2 separate regions of the Homo sapiens genome follow, and region 2 is linked to region 1. A link is a contact called in ENCODE Hi-C or POLR2A ChIA-PET data. All regions are on one chromosome and are shown on one strand. The core of a region is the stretch at or near the end of the contact, and the rest is flanking DNA. Distances in the headings are between cores, read along the strand shown.

Evidence for each region. A loop is a pair of places that touch in the nucleus more often than their neighbours do. ChIA-PET counts read pairs that join two places held with the same protein, here RNA polymerase II (POLR2A). Pooled maps may share reads with other maps.
Region 2: a map of natural killer cell shows a loop between it and region 1 (19-fold over the local background). The contact joins two enhancer-like sites. A Hi-C loop is called at or near these places in 103 of 168 maps with a recorded cell type or tissue (A673, B cell, CD14-positive monocyte and 60 more), 36 of 37 single-sample maps with no recorded cell type and 50 of 50 pooled maps. POLR2A ChIA-PET finds 5 or more read pairs at or near these places in 18 of 52 experiments (A549, CD4-positive, alpha-beta T cell, CD4-positive, alpha-beta memory T cell and 15 more).

What each region holds. Positions count from the first base shown.
Region 1 is chr20:47,381,396-47,389,170 of GRCh38, forward strand. LINC01754 (long intergenic non-protein coding RNA 1754) reads right to left here. Exons shown (of 3, transcript NR_146496.1): 3 at 1,371-3,624. Among named protein-coding and RNA genes, the nearest start is that of LINC01754, 27 kb to the right of the region's middle. RefSeq lists an enhancer at 2,000-2,852. Within about 2 kb of position 2,781, at least 10 of the 41 ENCODE cell types and tissues checked have a DNase peak (open chromatin) inside an H3K27ac peak, as active enhancers do.
Region 2 is chr20:47,617,598-47,625,372 of GRCh38, forward strand. It overlaps NCOA3 (nuclear receptor coactivator 3), which reads left to right. Exons shown (of 23, transcript NM_181659.3): 3 at 4,632-4,733; 4 at 6,314-6,486. The coding sequence starts at 4,651. Among named protein-coding and RNA genes, the nearest start is that of NCOA3, 120 kb to the left of the region's middle. Within about 2 kb of position 3,739, at least 2 of the 41 ENCODE cell types and tissues checked have a DNase peak (open chromatin) inside an H3K27ac peak, as active enhancers do.

The DNA of each region.
Region 1 (7,775 bases), core at 1,531-4,030:
CAAAAAAAAAAAAAAAGACTTTGCTCTGGTCAGGAGTGGTAGCTCATGCTGTAATCCCAGCACTTTGGGAGGCCAAGGTGGGAGGACCAATTGAGTCCAGGAGTTCAAGGCTACTAGTGAGCTATGATCATGCCACTCCACTGCACTCCAGCCCAGGCAACAGAATGAGACCCTCTCTCTAAAAGAAAAAAAAAAAAAAGCCAGGTGAGGTGGCTCACGCCTGTAATCCCAGCACTTTGGGAGGCTGAGGCGGGTGGATCACTTGAGGTCAGGAGTTCAAGACCAGCCTGGCCAACATGGTGAAATCCCGTCTCTACTAAAAATATAAAAATTAGCCGGGTGTGGTTGCCTGCGCCTGTAATCCCAGCTACTCAGGAGGCTGAGGCAGAATTGCTTGAACCTGGGAGGCGGAGGTTGCAGTGAGCTGAGATCATGTCACTGCACTCCAGCCTGGGCGACAGAGCAAGACTCCATCTCAAAAAAAAAAAAAAAAAATTTATAAAAGCACAGGGTCTTCCAGAAATTGTGGATTAATTGGTCTGGGGAGACGACCAAGCATTTGATTTTTGTTGTTTTTTTTTTTTGTTTCTTTGAGTTGTAGTCTCGCTCTGTCACCCAGGCTGGAATGCAATGGTGCGATCTGCGCTCACTGCAACCTCCGCCTCAAAGGTTCAAGCAATTCTCCTCCCTCAGCTTCCCAAGTAGCTAGGATTATAAGCACCTGCCACCATGTCCGGCTAATTTTATTGCATTTTTAGTAGAGACGGGGTTTCACCATGTTGGCCAGGCTGGTCACAAACTCCCAACCTCAAGTGATCCACCCGCCTCGGCCTCCCAAAATGCTGGGATTATAGGTGTGAGCCACCGCACCCAGGTTGATATAGTTTTTAAAGAGCCCCAGCTGATTCTAATGTGTAGCCACGGTTGAGCGCCACTGTTCTAGAAAACTACAAGTTTAAACTAGAACAAAAAGAGGCATTTTGGCCCGGCACAGTGGCAAACGCCTGTAATCCCAGCTACCTGGGAGGTTGAGGCAGAATCGCTTGAACCCGGGAGGAGGAGGTTGCAGTGAGCTGAGATGGCACAACTGCACTACAGCCTGGGCAACAGAGTGAGACTCCGTCTCAAAAAAAAAAAAAAAAGCAGGGGGAGGGGAGGCATTTTGGCATGTCCATCACTAATGGGATATACACGCACACCATATCCTGGGTTGTAGCTTTGCAGGCAGTAAATCTAATTTTTTAATTTTTTTCAATTTCAGCTCCACTCCTAACTAACTATGATTTAGGGCTGTAGGGAAGAAAAAGTACCTTTTCCTCACCCATCACAAGGTTCATGGCTAACACCCCTAAAGACAGATTAACAAGAGATAAGCATGACAAATTTATTTAACCCAAGTTTTGAGTGACTCAGGAGTCTTCCAAAGTGAAGAACCGTGACCCAGGGCACCTGTGTTTTTATGGACAGTCAAGCAGCAGTGTCACAGGAGGACAAAAGGGTTTGATCCAATGATGTACACAGTGGGAACTTAGCAAGGCCTGTGAGTTTAGTCTTCATGGTCTCCACGGACAGGACCGGACCCCCTCTGGAATGAGGGGCTTGGGGCCTACTTTCAGGAGAGGCAGGTCAGAGAAACCTTGAGTGGCCCACTGCAGAAGAGGAAGGCAGGAGAAGGTCAGAGAGTGACCTTCCTGCTTCTATGGTTTCCTCAAATTCCTTCAGCTTCAAATGCTCAGTTTGCCAAAGTGCTGTAATTTGGGGTATTGTGTTCCAAACCCCTACAGGAGAAGTCCCTACTGCTCTAAGCAGACTTGAGCAGGCATCAGAAGCACGTGGGCAGCTTGCTAAACACTGATTGAGGGACTCACCCCCACCAAGTTTCTCAGTTGAAAGATTTGAGAATCTGCATTTCTTGAAATTCTCAGGCCTTTTGATTAAGAAACTCTTTTTTTTTTTTTTTTTTTTTTTTGACAGAGTTTCACTCTTATTGCCTAGGCTGGAGTGCAATGGCATGATCTCGGCTCACTGCAACTTTAGCCTCCCTGGTTCAAGCGATTCTCCTGCCTCAGCCTCCTAAGTAGCTGAGATTACAGGGGCCCGCCACCACGCCCAGCTAATTTTTGTATTACAGGTGCCACCACGCCCAGCTAATTTTTGTATTTTTAGTAGAGACGGGGGTTTCACCACATTAGCCAGGTTAGTCTTGAACTCCTAACCTCAGGTGATCCATCCGCCTCGGCCTCCCAAAGTGCTGGGATTACAGGCGTGAGCCATCACACCCGGCAGATTAATAAATTCAATCAAGGACTTTGGGGGAAGTGGGGCTGAGAATTTGCATTTCTATCAAACGCCATCAGAATTTAGCAGGTGCTGCTGCTGATCCAGGGAACAGGCTTTGAGAACCAGGGCTCAGTTGATTACTAGTATAATTAACAACCTCTGATCCCATCACTGGCTCCCATTTCAGAGCAATGGTTGGTGCCTGCAAGCTTTCATCTCACTGTGTCCACACACAATCCCATGGGGTCCCAGTGTTCTTATGGATGAGGTTACCACGGCTGCAACATTCACAGTGAATTGTCCAGGGTCACGCAGCTGCAGCCAAAGTCTGGGGTGGAACACAGGTCTAATTACAAGCAGGAGAGAACCTGGGCAACACTTTCTTTGGGAGCATCAAAGCAAGCTCTCCCACCACCTGCTTGAGCACTTCCAAATCCTGCCGACATACCCAACCCTGCAACAGGCAAAGAGCCTCGCCTCCTGCTGGGAGAGCAGCTTCTTGCGGCGCGGCCTTCGCGAAACTCCGTGGAGAAATGGCGCCCCCTGGTGGCTCCAGAGAGAGCAGCGTTCCATTCTCCGGGCTGGGAGCTCTGGTCTCATGCGTCATGGACATTCTTGGACCCCATCACTAACATGGAAAATATTATTCAGTCCATTCCATCCTAGGAAAGAACTCAGGGTGCTGAAAGGAGGTGGGGACTTCAGAGCTCAGGAATGTAAAGGAAGGGCGGCGGACCGAGCCCTGGGGCTCTCAGGGGGCTGGAATGGTTAAAGCACAGCTGAGAACAATTCGGAGTTTCACCTTTGACCTTCCCAAAGACTTCTGCTGAGGAATTTTCTTTCTTTTTTTTTTTTTTTCTTTCAGACGGTGTTTCACTTTTGTCGCCAAGGCTGGAGTGCAATGTCGTGATCTCGGCTCACTGTAACCTCTGCCTCCCGGGTTCAAGTGATTCTCCTGCCTCAGCCTCCTGAGTTGCTGGGATTACAGGCGTGCACCAGCTAATTTTTGTATTTTTAGTGGAGACGGGGTTTCGCCACGTTTGGCCAGGCTGGTCTCAAACTCCTGACCTCAGGTGATCCACCCACCTTGGTCTCCTAAAGTGCTGGGATCACAGGTATGAGCCAGCGCGCCCGGCGGAGGAATTTTCAGTACTAAAGCTATAGTGTTGTGATGAGAGTCCGGCGTGCTCCCTGAATGCCGGTGCCCGATTCATAACCTAGTGCATTCGTTCACACATTATTCATTCAACAGATAAGCTTTTGCGTGCAGTACTATTCTGGGTGCTGGGACCACCGAAATCAGCAGAACAGACAGAATCTTTGCCTTCACGGATGCCTCCTGCCCTAGAACAGTGAATGAATGAATACATCAATAGGTAGAACACATGGAAAATAGATGACACTTAATAAAGAGATGTCATTGAGATGACACTTAAGCAAAACCCGGAGTGAGGAGAAAGAGCAGGTATCTGGTGAAGAAGTGTTCCAGGCAGAGAGAATGGTAAGAGCAAAGCCCCCGGGGCGTGGGTGTGTTTCTCTAACATGTTTGAGTTCTTTTTTTTTTTTTTTTGAGACGGAGTCTCCCGCTCTGTTGCCCTGGCTGGAGTGCAGTGGCGCCATCTTGGCTCACTGCAAGCTCCGCCTCCTGGGTTCACGCCATTCTCCTGCCTCAGCCTCCCGAGTAGCTGGTATTACAGGTGCCCGCCACCACGCCCGGCTAGTTTTTTGTATTTTTAGTAGAGACGGGGTTTCACCATGTTAGCCAGGATGGTTTCGATCTCCTGACCTTGTGATCCGCCTGCCTTGGCCCCCCAAAGTGCTGGGATTACAGGCGTGAGCCACTGCGCCCGGCCTTTTTTTTTTTTTAAATTAAAAAAATAAGGGCCAGGCACAGTGACTCACGCCTGTAATCCCAGCACTTTGGGAAGCCTAGTGGGGTGTATTACCTGAGGTCAGGAGTTTGAGACCAGCCTGGCCAACGTGGTGAAACCCCATCTCTACTAATTTGCTGGGCATGGTGGCACGCGCCTGTAGTCCCAGCTCCTTGGGGGGCTGAGGCAGGAGAATTGCTTGAACCTGAGAGGCTGAGGTTCCAGCAAGCCGAGATTGTGCCATTGCACTCCAGCCTGGGCGACAAGAATGAAACTGTCTCAAAGAAAGAAAAAAAATAAAAATAAATATGGTGCTGGGCGTGGTGGCTCATGCTGTAATCCCACCACTTTGGGAGGTAGAGGTCAGGAGTTGGAGACCAGCCTGGCCAACATGGTGAAACCCCCTCTCTACTAAAAATACAAAAATTAGCTGGGCATGGTGGCCTGTAATCCCAGCTACTTGGGAGGCTGAGGCATGAGAATCACTTGAACCCAGGAAGCGAAGGTCGCAGTGAGCCAAGATCATACCACTGCACCCCAGCCTGGGTGACAGAGCAAGACTCCGTCCCCCTCACCCCCAAAAAAGAGAGAGATGGGGTCTCTCTATGTTGCCCAGGCTGGTGTCGACCTCCTGGGCTCAAGGGATCCTCCTATCTTGGCCTCCCAAAGTGCTAAGATTACAGGCATGAACCACTGCGCCCAGCTTGAGTTGTTAAAAAAATTTTTTTTGTAGAGATGGGGTCTTGCTATGTTGCCTGGGCTGGTCTTGTACTCCAGACCTCAGCCAGTCCTCCCACCTCAGTCTCCCAAAGTGCTAGGATTACAAGTGTGAGCCACCACGCCTGGCCTAGACTAGACTGTTGATGATGGAGTGGGATGTATCTCTTCATATCCAAGAACCACTTACCCTGTTATTAATTCGACAGTTTTTATTAAATCAACTTATTTTGTTTTATTTTTTGTTTATAGAGACAGGGTCTTGCTATGTTGCCCAGGCTGGTCTTGAACTCCCCAGCTCAAGCAATCCTCCTGTCTGGGCCTCCCAAAGTGCTAGGATTACAGGTGTGAGCCCCCATGTCTGGCCTGAAATAAACGCAGTGTTTTTTTTTTTTTGAGACAGTCTTGCTCTGTCGCCCAGGCTGGAGTGCAGAAGTGTGGTCTTGGCTGACTGAAACCAGGCAAAATCTGGGCCGGGTGTGCTGGCTCATGCCTGTAATCCCAGCACTTTGGGAGGCCAAGGCAGGGGGATCTCCTGAGGTCAGAAGTTCAAGACCAGCTTGGCCAACATGGTGAAACCCTGTCTCTACTAAAAATACAAAAATTAGTCAGGTGTGGTGGTGCACGCCTGCAATCCCAGAGCTACTGAGGAGGCTGAGACAGGAAAATCGGTTGAACCTGGGAGGCAGAGGTTGCAGTGAACCGAGACCGCACCATTGCACTCCAGCCTGGGCAACAAGAGCGAAACTCAGTCTCAAAAAAAAAAATCTAAATAGGCCAGGCACGGTGGCTCATGCCTGAAATCCCAGCACTTTGGGATGCCGAGACAGGAAGGTCACTTGAGCCCAGGAATTCAAGACCAGCCTAGGAAACAGAGTGAGACCCTCCATCTCTACTAAAAATTAAAAAAATTAGCCCAGTGTGGTAACACATGCCTGTAGTCCCAGCTACTAGGGAGGCTGAGGCGGGAGGATCGCTTGAGTCTGGAAGGTGGAGGCTGCAGAGAGCCGTGATAGCACCACTGCATTCTGGCCTAAGAGAAAGAGCCAGACCCTCACACCTAATCCCAGAACTTTGGGAGGCCGAGGTGAGCAAATCACGAGGTCAGGAGATCAAGACCATCCTGGCTAACACAGTGAAGCCCCGTCTCTACTAAAAATACAAAAAATTAGCCGGGTGTGGTGGCAGGTGCCTGTAGTCTCAGCTACTCGGGAGGCTGAGGCAAGAGAATGGCGTGAACCTGGGAGGCGGAGCTTGCAGTGAACCGAGATCATGCCACTGCACTCCAGCCTGGGTGACAGAGCGAGACTCAAAAAAAAAAAAAAAAAAAAAAAAAAAAAGCCAGACACTGTCTCAAAAAAAAAGAAAAGAAAAGAAAAGAAAAACCTGAAATACTTATTTCAGCCTGATAGAGTCCATTGAGGAGAGAACAGGAACAGGAGAGAAAGGGGAGATGGTAGCGATAAACATGCCTTCGAGAAATTTTACTAAACAAAGGAGCAGAGAAATGGGACCCTCTGTGGAATGACATCCCCAGAGGTGTCTAGCTAGATAAGACAGTAAGATTTGCCGGGCACGGTGGCTCACGCCTGTAATCCCAGCACTTTGGGAGGCTGAGGCGGGCGGATAACTTGAGGTCAGGAGTTCGAGACCAGCCTGGCCAACATGGTGAAACCCCATCTCTATTGAAAATACAAAAATTAGTGGGGCATGGTGGGCAGGCCCCTGTAATCCCAGGCAGGAGAATTGCTTGAACCTGAGAGGTGGAGGTTGTAGTGAGCCAAGATCGCACCACTGCACTCTAGCCTGGGTGACAGGGCAAGACTCCGTCTCGAAAAAAAAAAAAAAAAGATTTAAGTGCATGTTGACACCTTGTATCGTCCCAGGATTTGGGGCCTGGGTCTTGCCTTGTTTCTAGATAATCTGGTTCAGTGCCAAGATTTTAAATAGCATCTCCATGCTGATGACTTCCCTATTCATATCTCCTGTCTCCTGCACACATCCAAATCTACAGACTGGCTGGCGTTCTCAGCCATCAATTGTCCAGAACAGAACTCTTGACTGGCTCTTGTCCCACCCTCTGCCCCTTCCATACGGCTTCATAAGGATGAGAGTAAGGAGTGGTCCTTGTTCTCTTTTTCCTCTCACTTGGCTTCCAGGCCATTAGCAAGCATTGAGGGCTCCCACCCTCACCCCCATCTCTACTGCTCCCATCTTTTAGTCTCTCTGTCTCCACCCGTGGCCCATGAATCACTTTTCCACTCAGCAGTCAGGCAGATCTGAAAAAGTAAATCAAGTCACGCCAGTCTTCTACTTAAAATTCAACATTTTTATCCAGGACAACCAGAATAAAAACCAAATTGGCCAGGTGCAGTGGCTCACGCCTGTGGTCCCAGCACTTTGGGAGGCCGAGATGGGCGGATCACGAGGTCAGGAGATCGAGACCATCCTGGTTAACACGGTGAAACCCCATCTCTACTAAAAATACAAAAAAATTAACCGGGCATGGTGGCGGGTGCCTGTAGTCACAGCTACTCGGGAGGCTGAGGCAGGAGAATGACGTGAACCCGGGAGGCAGAGCTTGCAGTGAGCTGAGATCACGCCACTGCACTCCAGCCTGGGCGACAGAGCAAGACTCTGTCTCAAAAAAAAAAAAAAAAAAAGAATAAAAACCAAATTTTTTTTTTGAAATAGGGTCTTGCTCTGTCACTCAGGCTGAAGTGCAGTGGTGTGATCACAGCTCACTGCAGCCTGGATCCTCCTGCATCAGCCTCCCAAGTAGCTGGGACCACAGGTGTCCCCCACCACGCCTGAGTTTCTTTTTTTTTTTTTTTGAGATGGAGTGTCTTGCTTGTCACCCAGGCTGGAGTGCAATGCCAACATCTCAGCTCACTGCAACCTCCACCT
Region 2 (7,775 bases), core at 2,489-4,988, 240 kb after region 1:
ACTAAAACAAATGCCATTTTTGATTTTTTGTTTATAGCTAAGATTAATACCAAATAGAAAACTGTACCTGAAGGGTTAGTCATAGTCATTTGTGCTCAGGAATTATTGTATATATTGAAATTATTATTTTGGGGACCAGAAATGCTTTTTTATTTCTCATGTTGAACATTTTCTTTAGTTTAATGAAATTCAGGAGATGTTTGCTCTACTTTGCTTTTTGTTATAAAACAATTTGTCATTTACTCTTAGACATTGTGGTATCTTATACAGTTGTACAGTAAATGTACCTAAGTTTTGTCCATGTCTAATTAAGAACTACAAATCTGTCCAACCTGTTCCTAAAAAACCCAAGATAGAGACTGGACATGGTGGCTCATGCCTGTGATTGCAGCGCTTTGGGAGGCTGACGTGGGCAGATCAGTTGAGGTCAGGAGTTCGAGACCAGCCTGGCCATCATGGTGAAACCCTGTCTCTATTGAAAATACAAAAATTAGCCAGGCGTGGTGGCACACACCTATAATCTCAGCTACTCGGGAGGCTGAGACGAGAATCATTTGAACCCGGGAGGCGGAGGTTGCAGTGAACTGAGATCATGCCACTGCACTCCAGCCTGGGTGACAGAGTGAGACTCTTGTCTCAAAAGCAAAACAAAACAAAAAATAAGATAGAAATATTTTATATCTTAAACAATTATACCTTTATGTTCGGGTAAACACCTTTTTCATGATTTTAAGTTATTATTTTCCCTTAGTTTTTTTTTTTTTTTTTTTTTTATAGACAGAATTCACTCTTGCTGCCTAGGCTGGAGTGCCAATGGCCCAATCTTGGCTTACTGCAACCTCCATCTCCCAGGTTCAAGCAATTCTCCTGTCTCAGCCTCCTGAGTAGCTGGAATTACAGACATGCACCACCACGTTTGGCTAATTTTGTATTTTTAGTAGAGATGGAGTTTCTCCATGTTGGTCAGGCTGGTCTCGAACTCCCGACCTCAGGTGATTCGCCCATCTTGGCCTCCCAAAGTGCTGGGATTACATGCATGAGGCACCACACCCGGCCTTCCCTTAGTACCTTTTTGGATAATTAGGTTGGACTCTGAAGGAGTAAGTTTGGTAGCAGGAAGATTGCACAGGCTTATGTGTACAGTGTAGCTTGTTTTGTGAGATCAAGAGAAAAAGCTGCATGTGTCTATGGACATAGCTCGACATATTTAGGTTTCATTATATGCACATAAACATTGGCTTAACACAAATGATCTGCATTTCTGGTTTAAACTGATATTTGTGCTTATTAATTTTTTTGCATATTAAGAGATTGTCATGACTTAGTTTTTCTATTGATTTAATTTATGCTGTCAGAATTTATTGTAACACTATATCAACTGTAGAAGTAAACATTTAAAAAGTTTAATGCAGTAGGATTGCATTGAATGATTGTTATAGATCAGAATAAAGGAAATTTCTAAACTATGATTTAGTAGGTTGAATGTTGCTTTTATATTTATTCAATATTTATTCAAGACATATATTGACCACCTATTACATGGTAGGCCCCTTACTCCTTACTGAGTATTCAACTTATATTTAATAACAAAGGAAATAATATTGAGAATATAGGCAAAATTTTATCTTTCAAATTAAAGAAGTGCTGTTATCCATGGAATAGTTTCTCCATTTGTTTCAGGGATTCAGCTTATAAACAAAAGCCAAAGTAAGGAAATAATATCTAGAATGTGGAATAAATTACATATTTAAAATAAAGAAATGTAGGCTGGGTGTGGTGGGTCATGCCTGTAATCCCAGCACTTTGGGAGGCTGAGGCAGGCGGATAACTTGAACCCAGGAGTTCAAGACCAGCCTGGGCAACATAGTGAGACCCTGTCTCTCCAAAAAATACAAAAATTAGCTGGGTGTGGTGGTGCTCACCTGTTGTCCCAGCTACTTGGGATACTGAGGCAGGAGGATTGCTTGAGCCTGGGAAGCCGAGGTTACAGTGAGCTGAGATTGTGCCACTGCACTTCAGCCTGGGTGACACAGTAAGACCCTGTCTTTAAAAAAAAAAAAAAAAAAAAGTTATTACTCAATGGATAGTTTGCCATTCAATTTAAAAATCACCTTTGAATGAAACAAATATAAAACCAATTATAGAGACATAACAAGAATTATTCTATTTTTGTACTTAAGGAATGGAATCACTATTCTTTTTATTTTTATTTTTTGAGATGGAGTCACACTCTGTTACCCAGGCCTGGAGTGCAGTGGCGGGATCTCAGCTCACTGCAACCTCCGCCTTCCGGGTTCATGCGATTCTCCTGCCTCAGCCTCCCAAGTAGCTGGGACTACAGGCGCCTGCCACCACGCCCAGCTAATTTTTGTATTTTTAGTAGAGACAGGGTTTCACCATATTGGCCAGGCTGGTCTCGATCTCCTGACCTTGTGATTCACCCGCCTCGGCCTCCCAAAGTGGTGGGATTACAGGCGTGAGCCACTGCACCTGGCTCTTTAATTATTCAATTTATTATTATTATTGTTTTTAAGAGACAGAGTCTCACTCGGTCACCCAGTCTGGAGTGCATTGGCGTGATCATAACTCACTGCAGCCTCAAACTCCTCAAACAAGCAGTCTTCCTGTTTTATTCCTAAGTAGTTAATGCTATAGGTGTGCACCATGATGCCTGGCTTATTTTTAAAAAAATTTTGTAGAGACAGGGTGTTACTGTGTTGCACAGATTGGTCTCAAACTCAAGTGCCTCAAACTCAAACTGCCTGAGCCTCCCAAAGCACTGGGATTACTTGAGCTACTCTTTTTAAATATGAAAATTGGAAAATCAAAACCGAACATACCTTTAAGTTTAAAACTCTTTTATTTGAGGATAATTTTAAACTTAAAGCAAGGTTGCAAGAAAATAGTACAAAGAGTTTTTACGTTTATCTCCCCCCCGGGTCAGGATTCACCTAGTGTCAACTCCCTTCCTCATCCTTGCTCTGCCTGTCCCCATTCCCAGGTTTATTCACTCACTCATTATATATGCAATTTTTCTTAACCATCTGAGGATAATTTGCATATGTAATAGCCTGTTACCCCAAATATTATACTAAGAATATTGGTCTCTTAAATAACCGTCGTTCATTTATCAACTTAAGTGTATTAATATTGACAACATACTTTTATGTCTATTGTCCATATTCTAATTTTGTCAGTTGATCCAATAATATTCTTTATAGCATTTTCTTACCCTCTAGCACAGGATTCAGTCTAGGATCAAATATTGCATTTAGTTGTCATTTTCTTATAGCTTCCTTTAAAATCTGGACTGTTTACAGACTTTCTTTGTCTTTTGTGACATTGACACGTTTGAAAATACAATACCCCTGAGATTGTGTGATCTGACTGTGCCACTACTAATAATAGTGAGCCACTACTAATAAAGGTTATTTTAAGTCTTTTTCTGTCCTTCATTTAAACTTGTCATGGGGAAAAAACAAATACTTAAATCATCTCAGCTTTTTAGCCTTTCCATTTTACAACCAAAGTTATAGAATGAATTTTCTTGGTAATTTAATACATATTTAGTGCATCTGTAAAGACAATGTTGCAATCTAGATTTTCTGATTTATATTATGATCATGTGATTTTTTAAATTTTTATTTTTTTTGTTTTTTTGCTTTTGATTTTTTTTTTAAAGCTACACATTTGAAGTTTGATCAGCATCTTGAGTGAATTTTTTCATTTTTATAAATCTGTCTTCCTTCCTGGTAGCATTCTGCCACCTAGTGGAAATTTATGTCCTCCAGCATACGTCTCAGAGTTTAGTTGGAATGCAAGATGCATTTTAATATATAAAAATTAGTTTAGAATCGTTGAACTTCTTTGGTTGACATGTAATTCTTTACAACAGTGATCGTCTTGTTTTAAACAAGAGTTTAGTACAGATAAAATTCTTAGCAAATGAGGGCTTAGTAGATGTCTTAAATCATCTTTCTCAACAAGAAGTACTCTACATTTATCTTCTTCATCAATGAAATTTTAACCAAAGCATACTATTTTTCCATCAGTCAAATTTTTTTTTTTTTTTTTGAGACGGAGTCTAGCTCTTGTCACCCAGGCTGGAGTGCAGTGGTGCCATCTCGGCTCACTGCAACGTCTACCCCTCGGTTCAAGTGATTCTCCTGCCTCAGCCTCCCAAATAACTAGGATTACAGGCACCTGCCACCATGGCTGGCTAATTTTTTATTTTTAGTAGAGACGGGGTTTCACCATGTTGGCCAGACGGGATTTCACCATGTTGGTCAGGCTGGTCTCAAACTCCTGACCTCAGGTGATCCACCTGCCTCGACCTCCCAAAGTGCTGGGACTACAGGCATGAGCTACCGCACCCTGCAAGATACACATTTTTAGTAGGACTTGAGGAACATTTCTGTCTTGGAGTACATACGTTCTGCATAATTCATATTAGAATATGAAATCTGAGGTTGTCTTCAGTATAGTCATTTATGAAAAAGAATATTGAGAATTATCTGTTTAGAGAAAGTAGTTCTGAATTAAAAGTTGCAGTCATTCAGTCATATAACACCTTCATAGAGTCATGTATATTTTTTAATGTACTTATCTTATTTCTCATTATTCTCTCTTAGTTGCTGATGTATATTCAAGATGAGTGGATTAGGAGAAAACTTGGATCCACTGGCCAGTGATTCACGAAAACGCAAATTGCCATGTGATACTCCAGGACAAGGGTAGGTGACTTATTTCCTGGTGCTTTACCACACTTGTTGTGCCTTTGTTTAAGGATAACATTTTAACTTCTTGCCATTTACATTCTCTGGTTAGATTTTTTGGTGGTTTCACTTCGTGGTAAGTAGAGTGTTACTGATGAGATGGACATCTTTTTGATGTAATAGAAGTTTTTTTTTTATTGCTGATTCATATAGAAGGTAGAATATTAACAATTCGCGGTACTATAAGAATTTCTGAATGGAAGGAGGGGTAGGAGTTACGAATAGATGACCAAGGTTATGTCACGTGCGTCCGTGTGAAGAGACCACCAGACTTTGTGTGAGCAACAAGGCTGTTTATTTCACCTGGGTACAGGCAGGCTGAGTCCAAAAAGAGAGTCAGCAAAGGGTGGTGGGATTATCATTAGTTCTTATAGGTTTTGGGATAGGCAGTGAGTTAGGAGCAATGTTTTGCGGGCGGGGTTAGATCTCACAAAGTACATTCTCAAGGGTAGGGAGAATTACAAAGAACCTTCTTAAGGGTGGGGGAGATTACAAAGTACATTGATCAAGTTAGGGTGGGGCAGAAACATCACAATGGTGGAATGTCATCAGTTAAGGCTATTTTCACTTCTTTTGTGGATCTTCAGTTGCTTCAGACCATCTGGATGTATATGTGCAGGCTTGGTCTCAGAGGCCTGACAGTTATAAGTAAGAATCTTTGCTATCTTTTAAGAATGGGTTATAAGTTGATATTTTGTCATTTGTGAGGTTGCATCCTTTTTTTTACCAAGTGAAATGAGAAGCTTAAAAATTAGAAACAAAATAATGTAATCTATATAACACTACTCTATAGCTTTTAAAGTATTTGCCAAAGTCAGTGTCAATTGAAGTTTAATGTGCTAGTTGAAAAATATCAATCTACAATGAATAAAACTTCATCATTAATAAGTAGCTACCACTGTTTTTGTTCTTATTTGTTAGTTGTTTTATTATCTCTAAGAAGTAAAGATGATTTATTCGTATTTTCTAGATGAAGTAACTGAGGCTAACTCTGCCCAAGGCCACCTAGCTAACAAAGATGGAACTGAATTTAGGTTTACATGAATCTCTATTATGTTGTACTACTTCTCCAAGACAGCATTTTTGATAGTTTATATTGGCTGAGTTTAGTTTGTTTACATATGAAAATAATAGGCCGGGTGTGGTGGCTCATGCCTGTAATCCCAGCACTCTGGGAGGCCAGGGTGGGTGGATTACCTGAGGTCAGGAGTTCAAGACCAGCCTGACCAACATGGTGAAACATCGTCTCAACTAAAAATGCAAAAATAAGCCAGGCGTGGTGGCGCATGCCTGTAATCCCAGCTACTGGGGAGGCTGAGTCAGGAGAATTGCCTGAATCCTGGAGGTGGAGGTTGCATTGAGCCAAAGTCGCACCGTTGTACTCCAGCCTGGGCAACAAGAGCGAAAACTCTGTCTCGAGGAAAAAAAAAAAAAAGTAATCATGTAATAGTGTTGTATAGGGGCTGATTCTGCTAACAGCTCTTTTGTGATATATATATTATGTCTCCTTTCCCCCCTTTCTACGCCTTTTCCCTTAGTCTTACCTGCAGTGGTGAAAAACGGAGACGGGAGCAGGAAAGTAAATATATTGAAGAATTGGCTGAGCTGATATCTGCCAATCTTAGTGATATTGACAATTTCAATGTCAAACCAGATAAATGTGCGATTTTAAAGGAAACAGTAAGACAGATACGTCAAATAAAAGAGCAAGGTAATAAAAACACTCATGTCTTTTTGAACAGTGGTGGTTCCCAACCTTTTTGGCACCAGGGACTGGTTTTGTGGAAGCCAGTTTTTCCATGGACCTGGTAGAGGGGATGGTTTCAGGATGATTCAAGCACATTACGTTTGTGGTGCATTTTATTTCTATTATGGTTACATTGTAACATATAATGAAATAATTATACAACTCACCATAATATAGAAATCAGTAGGAGCCCTGAGCTTGTTTTCCTGCAGCTAGATGGATCCATCTGGGGGTAATGGGAGAAACTGTGACAGATCATTAGGCATTAGAGAATCATAAGGAGCACACAACCTAGATTCCTCGCATGTGGAGTTCACATTAAGATTTGCACACCTGTGAGAATCTAATGCTACTTCTGAGCTGACAGGATGTAGAACTCAGGTGGTAATGTGAGTGATGGGGAGGGGCTGTTGTTAATACAGATGAAACTTTGCTCACTTGCCCACTGCTGACCTCCTGCTGTGCAGCCCCATTCCTAACAGGCCACAGACTGATACTTGTCTGTGGTCTGGGGGTTGGGGACCCCTGTTTTAGAAGGAACTTGTTGCTATATTTGCCTTTTTGCTCCTTTGTTTGGGTAGAGACTACAACTGATGGAGGCTAGCAAGTATGGGAATAGACAAATGTGTTGACCAGCTGTGCTTTTTGTTATTTATGTATTTATTTATTTTGAGATGGTGTCTCGCTTTGTCTCTCGGGCTGGAGTGCAGTGGTGTGATCTCAGCTCACCACAACCTCCACCTCTTGGGTTCAAGAGATTCTCCTGCCTCAGCCTCCCGAGTAGCTAGGATTACAGGCACCTGCCACCACGCCCAGCTAAGTTTTGTATTTTTAGTAGAGATGGGGTTTTGCCATGTTGGCCAGGCTGGTCTCAAACTCCTGACCTCAGGTGATCCACCCGCCTCAGCCTCCCAGAGTGCTGGGATTACAGGTGTGAGCCACCGCGCTGGGCCTCCAGCTTATGCTCTTTAGAGACGGTTAACAGACAATTGCCTGTTATTTGGTAGTTCCTTTTCAGGAAGCTGTGGGATAGTACATTTAGTAGTGAAATGATTTAGGTATCTTCTGGCTTCCTGGGCAACTATGAAGTTTAGTTTTGATGTTATAATATTGTAGCATCATTCTCTTATGAGGAAATGTTTTGTATGTATGTATGGGCATGTGCATGTGTATCTTTATGTCTCTTCTGGGGACTATTCGAAGGTGATTTAATCTATAACTGATAGTGTGTTATTCGTTATACCACCTTCTGT